Regions from separate parts of the Homo sapiens genome. Here region 2 is linked to region 1. The links are chromatin contacts, found by Hi-C in ENCODE. All regions are on one chromosome and are shown on one strand. The core of a region is the stretch at or near the end of the contact, and the rest is flanking DNA. Distances in the headings are between cores, read along the strand shown. Region 1 holds the start of PSG9 (pregnancy specific beta-1-glycoprotein 9). Region 2 holds the start of LINC03078 (long intergenic non-protein coding RNA 3078).

Region 1 (3,360 bases), core at 496-2,995:
GTATAAGGTGAAGGTGAAATGTCGAATTTCTTCTCTAGTCTCATCACCTCGCTTTATGATGTGTAAGGTGTAGGTTCCTGCATCCTTCCGGGTGACATTCTGGATCAGCAGGGATGCGTTGGAATATACTGTTTCTCTTCCACTGTATGCAGGCCCATATATAATTATTTTACCATCAACTATATACGATATAATGTAATGGTAGAGGTCCGTCATTTCCCCTTTGTACCAGAAGTAGCCAGGAAGATTCTGGGGCAAATTGTGGACAAGTAGAAGAACATCCTTCCCCTCAGAAACTTTGGGTGGCTGGGCTTCAATCGTGACTTCGGCAGTGGTGGGCGGGTTCCAGAAGTTTAAAAGTGATGCTAGGAGGGGGAGACAGCATCAGTTAATATTGAGACCTATGTATTGTGGTGAAAAGATGGGGCCCTGGGTCCTGAGAAGGTCTCTTCCATCCTCAGCCTTGAAGATACACACACGCACACATACAAACAAACACACACAAAAAACGGGCATGTGTGTTTGTGTATGTGTATGTGTGTGTGTCCTACTGTCCTACTAGGTCAAGGTCAGCAGCATGACCCCCATTCCTTCAACACTTCTGACCTTGGCATTTTTCTGTTTGGAATCCTCTTCCCCAGGGGTCCACACGGCCCCCTCCACACTGCCCTCAGGTCCTGCTCACATCAGGGCATCCTTAGACTTCTTTCCTGACACCTCCTTCAGAGACCCTGGGTCTTCCCTTTCTGACCTTTCCCTGCTCTGCTCCCTCCAGGGTTCTTGTCAACACCTGATCTCACATTCTACATCTCTTCGCATGTCTGTCTTCCTCCCCATGACAGCGTGAGCTCCGTGAGGACAGGGACTTTTGTGATCCTGGTTGCACCCCAGTGCCTGGGACAGGCTGCAGACTCCTGTAGATGTGAGAGTTCTCAGGGCCCTCCATGCCCTGGGTGTTTTTTTTTCCCCCAATTGTTGAGGTTTTTTGCTGAGGATAGTGTTTCATGTCCTGCTTATATTTTTATTTGAAGTGTCATCTGATATAGTTATTATTATCATTTTTCAAAATGTGGTGGCCCCGGATGATTAATCAGGAAAACAGAACACTTAAGATTTTCCTACCTCTTACCAATTCCGGTTCAATGTGACTTTCCTCTTTTGACCCCTGTCCCTCTCTGGTGTATTTTCCCCTATCCAGGCTGCAACAGAGCCTTCTTTCCTTTTTTTCTTTTTTTTTTGAGACGGAGTCTCGTACTGTCGCCCAGGCTGGCGTGCAGTGGCGGTATCTCGGCTAGCTGCAACTTCTGCCTCCCGGGTTCACATGATTCTCCCACCTCAGCCTCCCGAGTAGCTAGGATTACAGGAGTACACCACCATACCTGGTTAATTTTTTATATTTTTAGGAGAGACTGGGCTTCACTGCATTGGCCGGACTGATCTTGAACTCCTGATCTCGTGATCCACCCACCTCAGCCTCCCTAAGAGCTGGCTTCTTTTATTTTACAACCCCATCCTCTCCAGGAGACCCCATCCAGTCACTCCGCTTCCTCCCCCTGTCCTCTCCCAGGAAGTTCTCTCCTCACCTGTGAGCAGGAGCCCCTTCCAGGTGATGCGCTGTGTGCAGGAAGGGGCTGGGAGGGGCCCCATGGTCTCTGCTGCCTGTGTGTTCTCCTCTGTGGAGATGAGCCTGGGATCCAGAAGCTGTCTGAGCACGGCTGTCAGCTGTGCTGTCCTTCCTCCTTCTGTGCTGAGCCTCTTCCCGGGGCAGGAGCACTTCTCAAGCTCATGGGCGGGGTCAGTCCCAGGACACCTCTCTGTCCCCTTCTCTCTCAGTCCTGCCTCCTTGTCCCTCCTTCTGTTTTTCCTTTTGTCTGTGTTTCAGGTCCCTGGGAGTTGTGGAGGCCTCTGCCTTTTTCAGCAGTGATTCTTTCACCAAACCTCAACACACACTTTGTGCAGACACACACACACACACACACACACACACACACACACAGAAGAGACACACACAGACCCACACAGTCAGGCACATACCCTGCAGGTTGGGCAAGCACAGTCCTGGGCCTCAGCCTCCTGCTGTCCCCATGGCTCTGGGTTGGGGTGCACATTCATGCCTTTTACCCTCTTTCATCCCCATCTGGCTCTCCCCTTCAGTGCAGGAGGCTGGAGATGCACCAGGTCCCTGTCACAGTGACACCCCATTGTGCTGTGGGTGAGCTGTGTGTTGCCTGGTGAGAGGGACCCTTCCTTTCTCTAATCGTGTCAAGCTTGACTGCAGCTTCCAAGGATGGACTTTCAGGACCTGGGTGTCCCAGAGGAAACTGTCCTTCCTGGAGGTGTGCAGGGTGAATCTCTCATGCCTCTTAGGAGGAGAGGCCTGTGCTGGTTGCTCAGTGGGGGCTGTGAGTCCCATAGTCAAAGGGACAGTTCTCTGTCAGTCTATGGCTCCCTGGGGTCTGGCGGCTGAGCTGGAGCTCAGGGTTTCTCATGTTCTCCCTGACCATCTTTGATGTCCTCTCTTCTCTGCCCAGCTGATTGTCCTGTGGTCACCACACCTTCCCCGTGGTGGTGCAGGAGGAAGTGGGGAGTTACCCAGGAACCCCGCGGGACATGGCTCATTGAGACGCAGGAGGGGGAGCCTGGGACAGAGCAGGGGTTCAGAGCTGGAGAGATTCATCCCGACTTACTCCGTGGCCATGATGGGCTCAGCCCTCCATGTGCTGACACACCCAGGGGTCTGTCCTGAGGGTTTTGACCTGGCCAAGCTGCTGTCTGTAGAGGAGGAACAGGCAGTGACCAGAGAGGCTCTCTGGAGGGACGTTGCTCACACCTGAGAGGGCGGGTGGGGGTGAGTTGTGTTCTGGGAGCAAAGAGCAATAACACCGCCCTTCTCCACGCAAGTACACAGGAGAGGTCTGTCTTCCCAAGGGACAGCTGGGGGTAGGTGGCCACATCCCGGATGGTACCTGTGAATGACCATCACACGCTCTCTGAGCCCCCTGGGGTGCAGGGGGCAGGCAGGTGACAGGGTGCCTGGCTGATTCCCGGGGAGGCTGTGGGCCCTCAGGCAGCCGCTGTTCTGTGTCGGCGCTAGGCTTGGCCTGGGAAGCCCCAGAGAACAGGACAGATGGAGCAGGGGCAGGCATTTAGGGAGCAGTGACAGAAAGAGTTGATGAGGATGGAGAGAGTTCACGAGGGGAAAGCGCCCAGTGTGGCGTCGCGTGCACCAGCGCTGCCCTGGGAGATGCCTTTAGCTGGGCCCAGGGAAGGAGCAGGTGTGTGGGGCAGGAGCTCCCTGCAGAGGGAGTGGTGTTAGGTTGGCGGCCGCCAGGTCAGGGAGGAACTGACAGAGTCCGTGTG
Region 2 (3,360 bases), core at 230-2,729, 62 kb after region 1:
TATCCTCTGAAATGTAGGCTCCCAAGCCTAAACTGTTGCACTTTGTGCACCTGCAGGGTTACCACCACATGGAAGCTGCCAAGCTTTATGACATGTACCTTCTGAAGCAACAGGCCGAGCTGTACCTTGACCCTTTTGAGCCATGACTAGAGCAGCTGGGATGCAGTGAGCAGTGTCCTGAGGCTGCACAGGGCAGCAGAGCCCTGGGCCTGGCCCAAAATTTATTCTGTCCTCCTAGGCCTCTGGTCCTGTGATGGGAAGGGCTGCTGCAAAGGTCTCTGAAATGCCTTTAAGGCCTTCTCCTTATTGTTTTGGCTATTAGCACTTCGCTCCCTTTACTTATGCAAATTTCTGCAGCCTGCTTGAATTCCTCCCCTGAACATGGGCTTTTCTTTTCTACCACATGCTTTCCTACACACTTTCAGAAAACTGGATCTCATGAGAACTCACTATCATAATGACAGCACCAAGGAAGATGGTGTTAAACCATGAGAAACATTAGTTTATTTGCCAATGTCTGAGGTAGGCAGGTGAGGACAGCGTTTGTGCTGTTGTGGAAATGTGTTCTGAACAGGGACCTTGAAGTGAGGTGGAGGAGGTGGCCAAGGGAGAGAACACTCAGGACCCCAGATGGCTGCTGCTGCCCAGGACATCCCCGCCTCTTATGGATGTTACCCAGATTGTAGCAGGGAGAGGCTTCCTTTAAGTAGAGAGTAAACGGACTAAGAAAGCGATAGATGGCTCCACATGCCAAGAATGTTCTTTTCCTTTTCTCTCCCTTTTCTCCCTCTCCTTTTCTTTTCATGATATCAAATGCCAGAGAGGCGTGCAGAGCACGTAGGGGGCCTTCCTTGCGTTGCTGCTACCCAAGCCTGCCTGGGCTGTAAGTTCCCCCGGAGCACCCCTTTGCCCCCACCTGTGGCATGGTCGGCCTCTCTTGGGCCCAAGCCTACCCTCTGCTTCCTCAGAGCGGGTCTCAGACCAGGCAGGGGGTTTCCCAGGAGTCCCTGGGAAGGTTTGTTTTCTGCAGTGCCATGGTGACATAAATGGTTGCTTTCCTTATCATTTTTCAATATTTAGTGGCCACTGATTACTGCCTTAGAAACACGGAGCAATTGAGGTTTTCCTGCCCCTTTCCAATTCCAGTTCAATGTAATTTTCCTGCTGTGACTCCTGTCCCTCTCTGATGTCCTCTCCCCTATTCAGGCTTCAACAGAAGCCTTCTATCCCCTCTCAAAGCTCCGTCCTCCCCAGGAGACACCAGCCAGTCTCTGTGCTTCCTCCTCCCACCCTCTCCCAGGGAGTCCTCCCTCACCTGTGAGCAGGAGCCCCTGCCAGGGGATGCATCCTCTGCGGGGAGGGGCTGAGGGGGGCCTCATGGTCTCTGCTGCCTGCTTCTCTTCTGTGGAGAGGAGCTTAGCTCCAGGATGATCAGAGCTACTGTGACTGCCAGTTCTGCTGTCTTTCCTCCCTCTGTGCTGAGCCTTCTCTCAGGGCAGGAGCACTTCCTAGGGCCAGGGGCAGGGGCGGGACTCTGCCCAGGATGCTTCTCTGTCCCCTCCCCTCTCAGTCCTGCCTTCTGGTTCCTGCTTCCCCTTCCCTTCTGTGTGTGTTTGGTCCTTAGGACCTGCTGAGGCCATTTGCCTTCTTCAGATATGGCTCTCCTTCCACACTTGTCCACACACACACACATATACACACACAGAGACACACACAGAGACACACACAGAGATGCACACACACATACACACAGACATGACACAAACACAGACACACATATATACAGACATACAGGCAAACACATATACACATATATACAGACATAGAGGCAAACACTCACATATACAGACACACACACATATATACTCAGATTCATTGAAACTGAGACACATGTACACATACAGATACACAGAGCTGTCACAGGACAAACTAGCACAGATAAAGACTTCAAGTGGCTTTATTTGCCGTCCTAAAATCGGGCGAGACTTCATCCCATGAGACAATACGTGGGTCAAGGAGCTGAGCAGAAGCGCGGGTTTAATAGAGAGGGGAGGGCTGCGGAAAGCAAACACAAAAAACAGGGCCACTCGGGAAAGGCTCATGGAACAAGGGAGAAATCTCTGATGGGGGAGAATCAGGTTCCTGTTTTAGAAACGGTGAGAGCAGAGGGGAGGTCATTGTCATGCGATTGAAACTGGCCTGTTTGGGAAATCGGCTATTATCTTTCGAAGGTCAGGTAGCAGCTCAGTTTTCCTTTGGTGACCTGTGACATTGGGGAAGGACTGCATTGTGCTGTTGGTCTGGTCTGTTGGGGCCTGGAGCAGGAGCTCAGCCACTGCCATGGCCTCCTCTGACTGCTGTTTAGCAAAGCTCTCAGGTGGGGCTGATGGCGCTGTCCTGGGGAGGCCCTTTCAGTAGCAAGGCTGGTGCAACCCTGTCCCCTGGGAGGATGACCCGCCCTCCCCAGGGCTGACCTCTGCTATCTCCTGGCCTCAGGTCTGTCAGCTCCACACACAGAACCCTGGGGATCCAAACCTGGGGAATTCTTTCTTTGTGATGCAGAAACCCAGCTGGCCAGGTCTCCCCATGCTCTTTAGTGCTTGGGAAGGTGGGATGATGCCCAGCAGGAAGGTGACAGAGGTGGCTCTGGGGGATAGAAAGGAGCTCACTGGGGGATGACTGGGGAGGGACCAGCCCTCTGTCTCCAGTGTCACCAGCCTGGCCTCTGACCCAAAGAGACCCAGGCTGGACTCAGGTGGAGCTCCAGCTCCAGGGTGTGGAGGAAGTTGTCCTGTGTGTCCTGGGTAGAGAGGACTGTGGTGGAGGGAGGTGGGTGGCTCTGAGCCCTGCTGTCCTTGGGGAAGGCTTCATGGAGACCCTCCCTTTCTGTGTCTGTTGGCTGAGCTGTGGCTCAGGGCCTGTCCATGTTCTCCCTATGTTCACCCCTTAACCTTGCAGGTGGTTGGGGGGGCGAGAGAGATAGAAAGACTGTGTCTGTCTGTGTGTGTGTGTGTGTGTGTGTGTGTGTGTGTGTGTGTCCTGTGGCTACCACACCTTCCCCATGGGTGATGCCAGGAGGAAGTGGGGAGCTGCACAAAAACCCTTGGCAGAGCAGGCACCATGAAGGAGCAGGCACATGGCAGGGACCAGAAGGGTCATTTGGGGCAAGGGCTGGAAACCAGGCTCCACCTCTACCTCCTTAGCAAAGCCAGGTTCCTGTCCAGGGGAATCCATTTCCTGAGTGTTATCTGTGTGTGATGTCGCCCCCTGGAGGGCAAGAGGAGACTTGTGGCCTTGTCAGGGGCTGCCCCAGGGACACTGACCAGGGTCTGCATGGTATGAGCTGGCCCTGACCCCTGG

What was found. Hi-C counts contacts between places; a loop is a spot of excess contacts on that map.
Region 2: a loop to region 1 is called in a map of PC-9, with 4 times the contacts of the local background. The contact joins the promoter of LINC03078 here to the promoter of PSG9 in region 1. A Hi-C loop is called at or near these places in 3 of 168 maps with a recorded cell type or tissue (PC-3, PC-9 and mammary epithelial cell).

Annotation. Positions count from the first base shown.
Region 1 is chr19:43,267,785-43,271,144 of GRCh38, forward strand. PSG9 (pregnancy specific beta-1-glycoprotein 9) reads right to left here and starts at 1,746. Exons shown (of 6, transcript NM_002784.5): 1 at 1,584-1,746; 2 at 1-365. The coding sequence starts at 1,647.
Region 2 is chr19:43,330,029-43,333,388 of GRCh38, forward strand. LINC03078 (long intergenic non-protein coding RNA 3078) reads right to left here and starts at 1,480. Exons shown (of 2, transcript NR_186343.1): 1 at 1,316-1,480.